2 separate regions of the Mus musculus genome follow, and region 2 is linked to region 1. Evidence: chromatin contacts called from ENCODE Hi-C or POLR2A ChIA-PET data. All regions are on one chromosome and are shown on one strand. Each heading gives the region's core, a stretch centred on a gene start or an enhancer-like site at or near the end of the contact. The rest is flanking DNA. Distances are from core to core; before and after follow the strand shown. Region 1 holds the start of Mapk8ip3 (mitogen-activated protein kinase 8 interacting protein 3). Region 2 holds the start of Unkl (unkempt family like zinc finger).

Region 1 (6,673 bases), core at 1,783-4,282:
AGTGTGGAGAGATGTGCAGAGAAACAAAAAGCCAGCTTCCCTTCTCATCACACCAGCTAGAATCTCTTTGCCGGTACCAGCAGGGAAATGAGAATAACTCTGGGTGGAGCAGGCCAAAAGATACTAAATTCTTCAGAGCTCCTGAGTGATAAGGATCATTCGTGATCTCTTTAGTACATGGTTGGATGCTAGAAGTTGGGGTTGGGGGGCAGAAGTAGCCTGATAAACCTTTCCCTGACAAAGCAATAGAAGTGGCACTTGGGAAGGTAGGAGGGTATTTGAGTTGAGAAGAATGGGCCTCTAACCACTTCAAGTAGAAATGTGAGAAAAGGGTATCATCCTGGGTCTTTCAGGAAAAAATAAATCTTGGGTCAAATTCTGAGTTTGGATTCTGTTTGTGTAGCAGCAAATGCCACAGCATCAGCAAATGTCCAGAGAACCCACTGGAGTTTCTTGAGATAACCTGAAGGGTGCTTCTACCACATCCTTAGGGCTAAGAAAGATAACGGCAATAATAACGACAATACTCTGTCTTTCAAAAAACATCTTTTTTCCTTGATCTAAGTGCTTGTCTACTGCAAGGAAAAAGGCTAGTACAGTTAGCTGCCTTTCTAGTCCTTTTCTCTTCCAGAGGAAAATGACCAAGGGATACAAACCACTTTACATTAGAACAGTACCAATCAGTAACAACTCGACAGATTATGAGGCCCAAGTCTGAGTTGAAACATTAGGGGCACTGCCCTCGCTTCTAAATCCACCTTGCCACAGTTCTCTTTCTAGGTAACCAGTGGTCAACAGTGATACTTGTAGTGAACCTGATTCACTACTTTTGGTAACTCACTCATTTTATAAAACAGCTACAACTGAAGGTCTGAGAGAAAGAGGGAGAGGCTGGGTAAGGTGTGTGGTCCCCGGGGGCAGGATAGCCAGGCTGGTTTCTTCTGTCAACACTACAGCTGAGCCCCTCCTCTCAGGTTCTGAGTCCCAGAGAGGGAACCACCTGGTATCAAAACATACTGGTATCAGGAAAGAAGGAAAGGGCTGCGATGTTGTCTCTGTTTAAAAATTTTAAAAACCTAGGATTCTGTCTTCCCAGAAAGCTGCTGACAGCTCAGATTACCCATATCTGACTAAGCTTAAACAAGCAAAGTGCCCGGGACAGCAATTCTGCAGCACAACTCTGCATGCAGTGATGCATCGCTCCGGGCTATTACACCATCTCATCACCCATCCCTGTTTAGAAAAGGAAACTGTAGTCTTTTTACAGAACTGAAGATAAGCATGCAGGTCTTTCCACAGGAGCTAGGATGCTGTTTACAGTGTTTAGTCCCCCTTCAGCTTTACCCTCACTGGAGGTCCCTCCAAGGGCATAAATGGGCATTTAACCCCGGCTTCCACCGGGCCAGTTTGGCATCTATTTACTCATTGCATTGCTCAGCTTCCTTTCAAGAGCTGGGTCTTCTGCACAACCTAAGCCCCACGTACACTCACTGCTCCGTCCAGCTTGTTATTAAGCTGGAAGGCAGAGGCATCCTCCCCGGGGGACAGTGTCAACACTCAAGCAGAAACCATTTTACAAGGATGTAACTTTGCCTTACCACAGTACACCTTCATTTTCTTCTTTTTCTCCACATTAGTGATCTTGACTATGTAAGTATGGAGGCAAGGGGAAGAAATAATACCCAAGTCCTTTGCCAATGTATCAAAAGTCCCCAGAGAGTCAGGGCTATGGAGAGTGGTATCAGGCACAAGACAACTCCAGGGCAGGTCTAGAAGGACCAAACACTGCAGACTTCTAGGGTACTGCCCCACTAGGCAGCAATATGAACCCAGAAGGTAAGGCTTAAGCTGTTGCCAAGGTCTACCCTGTTACTTGGCCTGTCCTTTTGTCTGTGGTCAGTGTGTGACCTTGATCTAGCCCAGACAGTTTCTGGAGCCAGTTCCCTGTTTCTGAGGTCACCCAAGCCCTCCTCACATCCTTTGAGGCTTTTGAATCCCCCCATATGTAGAGAACTTGATTAAGCCAGTTATGTGGTGCCCATGCATTCACAGCAAAATCTTGACAATCAAAAGGCAAACCATGGAAAGTATGAATGATTCAAGATAAGCAAAGCTTTTATCCTAGCTGTGATGCAGGGCCACTAACTTAATAAGAAGCCAAAATATCAAGATCGACTCTTAATTTCAATAGTAGTCTCTAAGACTGTGTCAAGTCAACTTCACTTAAATGGAATTTAACCTCATATAAGAAGGCACTTCCCATCATAAACCGAAGAGCATTTATTTCTAGAATTGTAGAATTCTGGGCTTTGTGATTCTAGGGCAACTTGCTCCAAAGACGGGAAGGAATAAAACCCAGAGCCAGCAGGCGGCAGCCAAGGTCAGAGGACAGCAGGAATGGGGGCCCATGTCTCCCGGACTCTGCACAGGCTGTGCTCTAGGTCCCAATTGGATGGAGAAAGTGGCACTCCCAGCAGCATCGGCATCAGCATCAGCATCAGCAGCATACTGCCGGCTGAGCCGAGCTGGCTGCTCCACGCTACCCACACCGTCCCTCACCGTCCCTCTCCGCGGCGGCCGGGGCCCACGCACCTCCTCGGCCTGTTTGCGCAGCGCCTTCTCGCGCTCGTATTGCGTGAGCAGCTGCTCGTTGTCCTCGCGTAGGAGCTCCAGCTCCACCTCGTGCTCCTGGTTCTCGCTCAGCACCGAGTCAAGGTTCTCCAGCACGTTCACCACCAGCGGCATGAGCTCCTTGACCACCTCCTCGTCATAGCAGTGAATGAGGCGCTCGAACTCGCGGTAGATGGAGCCCGCCAGGCCCGACACACGCTCCGACATGACCGAGCCCGAGCAGTAGTCGTCTTGGTACACCACCACTCCTCCTCCCTCGTCCATCTGGATCTCCATCATCGCGGCTACCGCCGCCGCCGCCAGCGCGGCTCGTTCCGGGGCCCGAATCCACGGGCCGCTGTCACCTCAGGCAGCCGCTACCTTAGGACGTGCCGCCGCCCAGGCCGCGCCCGTCACTCCCTTGCCGGAAGTCCCGCCTGGCTGCGGGGGTGGAGCCCCATCCAGTTCCGCCCCGAGCGCCTTGACGCTAAAGGAACGTTTCCGGCTGCGTTGCTGGTGGCTCTTGAGGACGTAGCTCAGTCTGATTGGAGTGACCTGGATGCTTCTCTATCTCTGTCCTGTTTGTCTTCAGACCTTTGTCATACATACTCTGGCCACCCTCAACGTTCACGCGACATGTGTCGCTTGCCCTGTTTCTGGTTGTTTCCCGCTCTGCTGGTTGCTTAGTTCCATGCAGTGCTTCATTTTGCACAGGACACCAGGTTCTAAAATCCTTATGTGTGGCGGTACTTTTGAGACAGAAATATAAAGCGAGTCGATCTATATGTGTTCATTTGCTGGGGACACCATGAACCTGACTTTGAACTACTTGCTTTTTTTTCCTCTTTCTTTTTTTTTTTTTTTAAATTTATTTAATGTATTCACCGTTGCTCTCTTCAGACACACCAGAAGAGGGCATCAGAACCCATTGTAGATGGTTGTGACCCAACATGTGGTTGCTGGGAATTGAACCTAGGTCTTCTGGAACAACCAGTGCTCTTAACCACTGAGCCATCTTTCCTGCCCTTGAACTACTTTCTTGCTTACGTGGTTTTCCCGGTCCCCAAAGCCTTCCAAGGCAGCTCAGATTCACATCCTCTTAAAAAAAAAAGTTACTTGTTATTTTATGTGTATGTGTTTGGTTGTATGTAGACTTGTGCATCACACACATTCCTGGTGTCTGTGAAGGCCAGAAGAGGGCATCTGAATTGGAGTTAAGAAGGTCAGTTGTGAGCAGCCATATGGATGGCCAGAACTGAACAGAGGTCCTCCCCTCTAAGAGCAAGTACTCTCAACTGCAAGCCACCAGATCTTACTCTTAACCAACACAGTCCTTCTTGTAGCTGAAGTCCAGAGCACTTAAAACATTCCTCACAATTTCATATGCAAAGTCTTACTGTGTAGCACTGGCTGACCTGGAACTTGGTATGCCTGGCTTCTGCCATTCAGTATACACCATTACCTGGGGCTATACTTCCCTCATCTTTCCAAACACATAGATAAATACCTACTCTAAGAGATTGTTTTGTAACATGCCTCAGACCTTAGCACAACTCACTCCATGATGGAAGTCCAATTCAGGCTGTAAAACTCGGCATGTAGATAGCACCACCTGCCAAAAGAATGAAAACAGACCCAATCCCTCAGTGTGGATAGTTCTGAGAAAGTCTCTAAATTCCTAACTTTGCTTTTTGGCTTCTGTAGTTCTGCCTCTGACTAACTGTTCTTGTTAACTGAAGCATGCCAACCCAGAACATGGCTTTGCCCTTAAAAGCTCATCCTGAGAAAGGCTCAAGGCCTTTCTTGTTTGAGATCCTAAACACCCAGTGTACTCACCAGCCAGCTAATAAAGACTTTCCTATTGGCTTAAAACTATGTCAGAGCATTCTTCCACGGTGAACACCCCACAACATTTTCAGGTTGCCTGAATTTTGATACTGATTTAATTTTTCAAGCCTGCAAAACTGAGCCTACGTATTATATTATCAACCAACTAGGAAAACAGGCTGACGAGAAGGGGCATACTGCAGTAGCACTTGCAGTGACTGCTACCCGAGCCAGTTATTAGTATTTACTGTAGATGGTGTTTCACTTGTATGTGCCCTGTGCCCACAGAAACCAGAGGAGGGTGCTGGACGCTCTGGAGCTGGAGTTAACTAGGGGTTTTGAGTGTCACGTGGGCTCTGGAAATAGCATCTAGATCCTCTGGTAGAGCAGCCAGTGGTCTCCCCACAGGTCCAGTCCCACCGGAGTTAGTTTTTAATTGCCCAAATGAGGAGCCAGAACAAACTGATAAAATGATTAATTCTTTAAGATTTTTTTAGAGTTATTAACTTTGTATGGTATGAGTGTTTTGCCTGCCTATGTATATATCACATGGATGCCTATGTATATATCAATCACATGGATGCCTAGTGCCCATAGAGGCCAGAATCATTGGATCTCCCAAAGCTGGAATTACAGTTGTGAGTCACCATGTGGGTCCTGAGAACTGAACGTAGGTCCTCTGCTAGCATAGCAAGTGCTCTTAAGCACCGAGCCATCTCTCCAGTCCCCTGGTAAACAGATTACAGTTACAAGATTGTGTTTAGGGGTTATCTGAGTATTTTGTTTTAGGTCTCAGCAATTTTAACCCCATAAGTTCTTTTCCTGAGACAGGGTCTATATAGCTTTGGCTGTCCTGGAGCTTATGTTGTAGACTAGACCAGAGTACGTTCTAAATTCAGAGGCAGAGGGACCACCTGCCTCTGCCACCCAAGTACCGGGACTAAAGGCATGAACCATCCCTGTAAATTCTTAAAGTTAGAACATCACAGTGGGGGCACCTCCCACCAACAAAGGGACAGACCAACTGACTTGAAAATTACCCCCCTCCCCCCCCCCCAAAAAAAGGGAGGAAAGGCCTGGAGAGATGGTTCAGGGGTTTAGAGCACTGACTGCTCTTCCAAAGGCCCCGAGTTCAATTCTCACCAACCACATGGTGGCTCACAAACATCTGTAATGGGATCCGATGCCCTTTTTCTGGTGTGTCTGAAGACAGCTACAGTGTACTCATAAACAAATCTTTAAAAAACAAAAAAACCTCACTCTGTAGACCAGGCTGGCCTCAAACTCAGAAATCCGCCTGCCTCTGCCTCCCAAGTGCTGGGACTAAAGACATGCGCCACCACTGCCCAGCGAGACAGTGTCTCTTTACATAGATCTGACGGACTTAGAACTATGTGGATCAGTCTGGCCTTGAACTTACAGAAAGATCTGTCTGCCTCCCAAGTGTGTGCACCACAAGTTCTAGTGCTCCTTTGTTGTTAACATAACTGGGGGCAAGTTTGTTAAACTGATCAAAGCAAAGTGAGTTAAAAAAAAAAAAGGTTCTCCCACCCCCACCTGAAACAGGGTTTCCCTGTGTAGCCCTTACTGTCCTGGAACTCACTCTGTAGACCAGGCTGACCTCAAACTCAAGAGATCCACCTGCCTCTGCCTCCTGAGTGCTGGGATTAAAGGTGTGTGCCACCATAAAAATATTAAAAAAAAAAAAAGAAAGAAAGAAATGCCACCCTTTTCAACCTAGTTTTCTTGGCGATAAAAATAGTGCTTACCTAATAGGAAAAAAAAAAAAAAAAAAAAAAAAAGGTGTATGCCACCATGCCGGGCCTAGACCTTTGTATAACCATGTAGTGCTACCTGAAGTCCAGCTCATGAAGGAATGAGCTGTACTGTATTCCTTTTCTATCGCTGTAATAAAACAACATGACCAAGACAACCTATAGAAGAAAGTGTCCATCTGAGCTTACAGTTCCAGAGGGCTAAGATTCCATCACTAGCATTACAGCAAGCGAGCGAGCAAGCAAGCAAGCAAGCAAGCAAGCAAGCAAGCAAGCAAGCAAGCAAGCAAGCAAGCAAGCATGGGGTCAGGGCAAACAGCTCACACCTCAAAGTCTGCCCCTCTGACAAACTCACTGAACAAGACACCACTTTCTAAACTTCCCCAGACAGTATAGCATCTTCAACTGAAATCCAGTATTCAGAGTTCAGTTGGAGGCCAGCTTGGTCTACAAAGTGAGTT
Region 2 (7,299 bases), core at 2,179-4,678, 250 kb after region 1:
CTACCAGAGGGAGGAGAGCGGCATGGACCTGTGGTTGAGGCAGGTGTTGGAAGAGGAGGACGAGGAGGAGCCGGAAGGTCCTCCGGAGGAGCTTGAAGCTCCGGCCCTCTACGGGGCTAGAACGTAACAGGGTGCGTGCTGAGGAAGGGACTAGGCAGCCGTCCTTTCGTTGTTGAATTTGACGATTTCTGAACTGGTTCTGCGCATGTCCTCGTTGCTTAAAGGACTTGGATGGCGCTCTTGGCGCTGAGACACAAGAACACAGCACAAAGTTGGAGGCTTGAAATCTGATCTTTGCCGAACACCAATGCCCAGTGATTACGTCCATAGAACTTTTGAGGTTCCTAGAAAAGGTTTTGGGTGCACCTTATGCTCTTGAGTTATGATGTGTTCATACAGCCTAATCATGTTTCCAGCGTTCATCTGGTGGAGGTGTTACCTGCAGTTCATTCGCTTTCCGAGACAGACTAACTGCTGAAGTGTAATTACCTATATGTGTGCAACATCAGTTGAAGCTATTTTAAAAACTAACAAATGGAAAATACATTTGGTAAAGTCTAATGAACTCAATTTTCTCACCTCCCCTTTCATCATCAAGTAGGCTTTGGTTTTTTTGTTTTGAAACACAGTCCCCCTATTTAGCTCTGGCAGGCCTAGAACTGGCTATGTAAACCAGCCTTGCTGTAGACTTAGATATCAGCCTGCTTCCTGCTTCTGCTGCCATCTTTTTTTTTTTTTTTTTCTCTTCTGCTCTTCATTCCCACATGAGAACTTAAAAACTTGACAGAAGTGGTAGGGTATGCTTGTCATCTCAACACTTATGAAACTGAGGCAGGAGGATCCTAAGTTTGGGGTCTGCTTGGGCTACGTAGGGAGGGCCTGTCTCAAACAAAACAAAACATCAATAATATAGTGGGTTGGTTTTTTTTGTTTGTTTGTTTCTGTCTTTTTCACAGTGTTGTGATTGAACTCAGGAGTCTATTGTGCTATCCTACCAATGAGGTCTGTTTCCAGCTCACATAGAATTGCTTTTGCAAAAAAAAAAAAATGTTACATTTCATGCAGTGGGTTCTCAGTGCTGCCAGGCTGATAACTTATCTGAAGTGATGTGGGCATTTGAACTCGTGAGCAGAATAAGTGGGGACACTCACTACACCTCTGCTTTCTCGTTTTTTTTCTTTCCTTCCCCCTTTCTAATTTTTCAAGACAAGGTTTCTTTATGTAGCCCTGGCCATCCTGGAATTCTGGCTGTATCCCTGGCTGGCCTTGAACTCAGAGGCAGAGGCTGCGTCCGCCTCCTGAGTGGTGGGATCAAAGGCGAGCACCACCAGATCTGAGTTTCACATCTATTTTACGGATAGGAGAATAGGTGTGTTAGCTAAAGGGTTACTTAAATGTTTATTTTATTTATTTATTTATTTTTTGTGCTATGCTTTTCCAATTTCCCAAATAGACTGTAGCTTGTGTTTTTCCTATTGTTTTCAGCCCAATGAATTCTCTGGGTGAGTGCCCAGCAAATATCAGGTAGGGAGAGGGCCTGTAACTAACTATAAGCCAGCTGCATGTACAAGACAGTAGATAAACTGTTGGGCAGAAAGAAATGATTGAATAAAACATGTTCTTTTGAGGGAGGAGGAGTTAACGTAACTGACGCTTACAAAATTAGATTTACTTTATGTGTATGTATGTGCATCACATACATGTCTGTTGCCTATACAGGTAAGAAGAGGATGTCAGATTCCCTGGAACTGGAAATACAAATGGCTATGAGCAACCATGTAGGTTCTGGGAACTGAACTTGGGTCCTCTGGAAGAGGAGCCATTCACTGTGAGCAATTTCTCCAGCCCCAACAGCCACTTTGTGTAAGCTCTTGAAAATGGAAAGGCTCAGTAGTGTTGGAAGTGAGCTGTTACACAGATAAAAACCTGTTAGTTCTGTTCTGAGCCATAGCCCTCGAGTACCAGCTTCAATAAAAGGACACGTCTGGCCCTTATGTGGGTGTCACAGGTGATGTCTGCAGAGGAATAAAACACATCTTTTGATGAGAGACCTTTGCCCATGTCCACAGTCAAGGTCGCTGAGTTCCACCATCACTGCTATTTGCTCTCTGTCACACCTTACAGAGCCAGCTTCTCTCTCTCTCTCTCTCTCTCTCTCCCTCTCTCTCTCTTTCTCTCCCTCTCTCTCTCTCAGATTCCTTAGGTTGTCTTGTGTGTTTCTCCAGGCTGGACTTGGGGGTTGACCTAGTTTTCATTCCCTATCCCTCAGCAGTCTGAGACACATTTATTCCTCTGTAGGTTCCCCTGTCTGCCCTTCCCTGCTTGCTCATTCTTCTATTTGATCTTTGAAAAAACAATGTTTCTGTTTGCTGGGACTGCCTACAGCTCACTATCCATCCACATGCTTGTGCAACCATTAAAATAAGTCCTTTAAACTAAGTTAACTTCAGGGTCTGTGGGCTAGGGGAAATGCTCAGGGATAAGTGCTTAGCCGGCATGGACCTGGGTCCGGGCACGCACATGGCTCCGGGTTCTACCTCTAGCACCCAAACCAAACCAACTCACTCTCCAAAGTTGTCAACAACTCAAAGAATTTGTCTACAAAAATGTCATATGAAGAAGTCAGTAATCCTACCAGCAAATGGTAATTTTACCTTACTAGTACTTTAAAATATAGCATACATACCTGGACCGTGTATGTCTCTCTGTTAATATTTTAGATCGTGTTTCTGGAAATGGGATAGGTTTTCTGTAATCCTCCTTTCTGAAAACATCCCTCTCTTTTCTGCCCATTCCTTTCAGAACACTTGTGGCTGTGCTACTCAGACTTTATCCCTCAGAGCACACCCGCAGTTAGCAGAGGAGCTGTGGTCACTTTACACACCAGTGAATGCTAGCCCTGGGTTCTCCCGAATTCATCCTAGCACTTGCGAGTCCTGCCCGCCACGTGCAGTTAGCATTCTGCGGACCCCAGATCAGTCTGATTACTGACCACCCTGTACATCCTTTACCCGATGGGCTCATCTGGCAGCATCTTACGCTGTGTTTTTAAAAAAGTGGCTCAACAGAATTCACACTCGGATTATCCTTAAATTCACAAATTTAATAAAGGGGCGACCATCGTCACAGTCTAATTATAGACTTTTTCCAGTTCAAAGAAACCTGTGCCCAACAGCAGCCCTGGACGCAGAGGCCATCATGGGGACTCTACACCAACGGGCGTGTCCCGCCTTGCGCCTGTAACTTGCTGCCGTGGTGGGCCGGCAGAACCTGTGTGTCACCCCCGCCGCACAGCGCGCGTGGGCGAGGGGTCGGTGGGGGCGTGGCCGGCGTGGCGTGCCCGGGGGTGTGGCCGGCGCGGCGGGGGGCGCAGGGGGCTCGGTGCGGGGGGGAGATCCGGGGGCGCCGGCGCGGCGCATGCGCGCTGCATTGTTTTGACTGAAAATGCCGTCGGTTTCGAAAGCGGCGGCGGCGGCGCTGAGCGGGTCCCCCCCGCAGACAGAGAAACCAACCCACTACAGGTCAGTGCCTGGGCTGCGGTCCGTGGCCTTCTGGGCGCTGCGGCGCAAAGCAGCGGCCCGCGTGCGCCACGGGCCCCGGTGTCGCCGCTGTGGGTGCGCCCCGCCCGCGCCCGCGCCCCCGCCGCCAGCTCTTGCGGGTCACGCCGTCCAGGCGCGGGCCGCCGCCTAAGGTGGAGTGGCAGCGCCCAGGGTTTTCGGTGACCCCTGGCTTGGGGGCTGGACTTGCTCCTGGTCTCCGGCGACCCCGCGCGCCAGACTGGAGTCTGGGGAACAGCGCCTGCGTTCGTAGCTCAGGGCCGCGCCTGGGCTGGAGGTGGGCGCACGGCCATCCGGACTCGAGCAGTCGCTGCCTGAGGTTGAGAGGCGGTTCCGGGGTCTGGGGTGACCTCTGGGCTGGGGGCGGAGCCGCACCTAGAGTCCGGTGGCCGCTTGGTTGTGAGCCCGGGGGTCGTTTCTGCGGCGCAGAAGAGGGGTTGCGCCTGGTGTGGGCGGGTGGCGCTTGCAGTCCATCTGGAACCTATGAAGGTAGTCGAGCGGGAGACCGGGACTGAGGATTGAGAGGTGGCTCCAGGGGTCAGGGACTAGAAGGGGGCAGAGAATGGAGTGTACTTCTGTAGAGTTACCTGGGATCAGAGTTGGTGATGGCCTGCTAAGAGGAGGTCTATGCCTCGTGTCCGGGAATCTTCTTATCTGGGGACTGGGAAGTGGTATTTGGGGTCAGGGAACGGAGAGTCTGCCTGACTGGAGTTACCTGGTCTCCGAGTTGGGAAGTGACACCCGGGGTGCTTTTAAAAAAGGAGGGTACCGGGCCATGGCAGTCAGGATCGCTCAGTGTGTGTGTGTGTGTGTGTGTGTGTGTGTGTGTGTATTGCCGGGGGTGGGGGATGCTTCTCGTCTGGGACCCTGCCCCGCCGCATCCCAGGGGCCTCCAGCCGGCGGTGGCTGCGGCCCGCAACGCTGTTTGTCTTTTTAGGTATCTAAAGGAGTTTAGGACAGAGCAGTGCTCCCTGTTTTTGCAGCATAAGTGCAGCCAGCACAGGCCGTTCACCTGTTTCCATTGGCATTTCCTAAATCAGCGTCGTCGCAGACCGCTCCGACGACGCGATGGCACCTTCAACTACAGCCCGGACATATACTGCTCCAAGTACGATGAGGCCACCGGCCTGTGTCCCGATGGTGATGAGTAAGTGGGGTTCCGGTGGGTGGCTCATGGTCTTTCCTCAGGATTGGTGTTGACTCTCTGATCAACAGGTTTTTGAGGTTTCTGGTTTTTTGTTTTTTTGAGACAGGGTGTCTTTATGAAGGCCTGGCTGTCCTGAAACACTGTATGTAGACCAGACTGGCCTCAAACTCATAGTGATACCTGTCTTGGCCCCTTAAAGTGCTGGCATTAAAGGTGTATGCCACTACACTGGTCTCCTTGCTTCTTTTTAACACCCACTACCTGTAGAGGGAACCTCATTTTTATTCAAGACTTCTCGGGGTCAGTAGAGTAGTGTGCTTGAGGGGTTCCCTGTTTGTAGGCTAGTTTCCTAAAAGATGATGTATGTGTGTTGTAGGTGAAAATCTTTGGTAATTCAAACTGATTTTGATTCACTTACCACCCCACCCCATCCAATGCTCTACTTTAAAACTGGCCCATGTTTTGCCAGCCATCTGATTTAAAACGGTTTTGTGTGGTCAGTTGTAAGTGTGTCATGTGTAACATGTAAGTGTGGAATATTTTCTTGCTTATGTATGTATTTTAAAGAAGAGTAGCAGAACTGTTATTCTGATAAGGATTTGTGAATTGATTTGTGGACAGGAGCCCGTGATCTGCTTATGTAGGCTAGGACTCTTTAACACTGTGATGCGTTCTGCTCATTTGTAGTTGTTTTTTTGTTTTGTTTTGTTTTTTTTAATGGTAGGAAAGTTGTTTTATTTGCACGTTGTCAGTTATGTAACACTTTTGGATTTTAATAAGTCAAGGTTTTGTTTGGGTTAGTTTATATTTTACAAGTTTCCTAATGGTGTTATGAACAGATGTCTTTCTTTGTGTGCATGTGTGTGCTTGTGTGTGCAGGTGCAGAGTGTGGCGGCTCACGCGCCAGTGCGTACACACACGATTGGAGTTCTCAGGTTAACCTTACATGCTGTTCTCACCTTATTTTAAAACAGGGTCTCTCACTGGCCTGGAGCTGGTTAAATCGGCCAGACTGGTTGGCCTGCCTGCAGGTGCCAGGGGCCAGCTGTCTCTGTCTCCCTAGCATTGGGATTACAAGTGTGTGCCACTGTGATCAGTGGTTTTGTCGTTGTTGTTTTGTCTTGTTTTGTCTTTAATCAGAGTTCTGGGGATCAGACTCAGGTCTTTTTGCTCTCGAGGCAGGTATTTTACTGATGGGCTCTTTGTCCAGCTCCAGACATCTTGGTTTTGAAATAATGAAGACAGAGAAAGTCCAAGTGAGACTTTGTGTTCAAAGGGAGGTGGAAAATAATATCAGGAGGTGCTAAGTTCTTCCTTTGGGCAGTTTGGGGGTGTGGGGTTAGCTTCCTGTCCTGAGGTGAAGTATTGGTCTGTCTGTTTTTGGTTTTGGTTTTTTTGCCCCCACCCCCACCCCCAGACATGGTTTCTCTGTGTAGCCTTGGCTGTTTTGGAACTCTGTAGAGCAGGCTGGCCTCGAACTCAGATCCACATGCTTCTGCTTCTCAAGTGCTGGGATTAAAGGTGTGCACCACCACCGCCCGGCTAAGATTGTGCACATGAGCGTTCAGGACAAAGACTGGAGGATCTGCTAGCCCTCAAGTTACAGATAGTTGTGAGTTACTTAGTGTGAATTCTGGAAGCTCAGCTTGGATCCTCTGCAAGAGCAGTGCATGGTCCTGACTGCTGAGCCATCTCTCTAACCCCAACCCCTCACAGAAAGGTTTTAAATGTATATATAGCTGCTGTTAATGTAGCTTGAGGGCCAAGCTAGATAAACAGTGTAGCCTGCTGAGCTTCAGTTACAGTGGTATAGAGCCAGCAGTATAGTTCAGTGAGCAAACAACATTTACTGCCAAGTGAAGATTGACTTAAACTTAATGACTTTAACTTTATCTCAGGGACTCGCATAGTGGAGGAAGAAAACTCATACACGTTATCCTCTGACTCCTGTACATATGTTATAGCACATATGCATGTTTGCACGTGCATTCACACACATACTATCTAAATACATACAATGTATTTATTTTTAGAAGTAGCCTTTAGTCCTGGCTGCTCTGGAAGTCACTATGTAGACCGGGCTGGCTTTGAATACACAGAGATCCACCTGCCTCTGCCTCCTAAGTGCTAGATTGAAGGTGTGCAACCACCTATGGTATTTAGTCTACCAAAGCTGTGCTGCTTACATCCTCTTGAACTGGTGGTTCCTTTAAACATGTTGTTAGAAGACAGGTGACTGTCTGGCTGAGACCCAGGCTCAGTTCCTAGTTTTCCATGTTCTATTGGTCACCTTGGGACTGCGGCTACCTGAGCCTGGAGCTGGAAGACAGGAGGTGAATGATGCCAGCCTTGCGTGCGCCACCACGCCCAGCCCCCAATGATAATCTTAATTTGTAAAAAGAAAGCATGTTTTGCTAAAGGGTTGGCTCAGTGGTTAAGAGCACTTCCAGACGACCCGGGTTCAGTTCCCAGCACCTGCGTGGTAGCTCACAACCCACTTAGGACTCCAGATCCAGGGAATCTTGACACTCTACTGAATTCTGCAGGTGCCAGGCACACACACATTAGACAGAGAAACATGCAGATACGACACTT

The links. Hi-C counts contacts between places; a loop is a spot of excess contacts on that map. ChIA-PET counts read pairs that join two places held with the same protein, here RNA polymerase II (POLR2A).
Region 2: a map of heart shows a loop between it and region 1 (2.2-fold over the local background). The contact joins the promoter of Unkl here to the promoter of Mapk8ip3 in region 1. A Hi-C loop is called at or near these places in 1 of 37 maps with a recorded cell type or tissue (heart). POLR2A ChIA-PET finds 5 or more read pairs at or near these places in 1 of 5 experiments (Patski).

Annotation. Positions count from the first base shown.
Region 1 is chr17:24,933,945-24,940,617 of GRCm38, forward strand. It overlaps Mapk8ip3 (mitogen-activated protein kinase 8 interacting protein 3), which reads right to left and starts at 3,033. Exons shown (of 33, transcript NM_001163449.1): 1 at 2,593-3,033. The coding sequence starts at 2,910.
Region 2 is chr17:25,184,972-25,192,270 of GRCm38, forward strand. Unkl (unkempt family like zinc finger) reads left to right here and starts at 3,429. Exons shown (of 15, transcript NM_001197024.1): 1 at 3,429-3,521; 2 at 4,495-4,704. The coding sequence starts at 3,445. It overlaps BC003965 (cDNA sequence BC003965), which reads left to right. Exons shown (of 2, transcript NM_183150.2): 2 at 1-2,691. The coding sequence ends at 127. It overlaps Gm52286 (a long non-coding RNA gene), which reads right to left and starts at 4,499. Exons shown (of 2, transcript XR_003952239.1): 1 at 4,145-4,499; 2 at 3,083-4,038.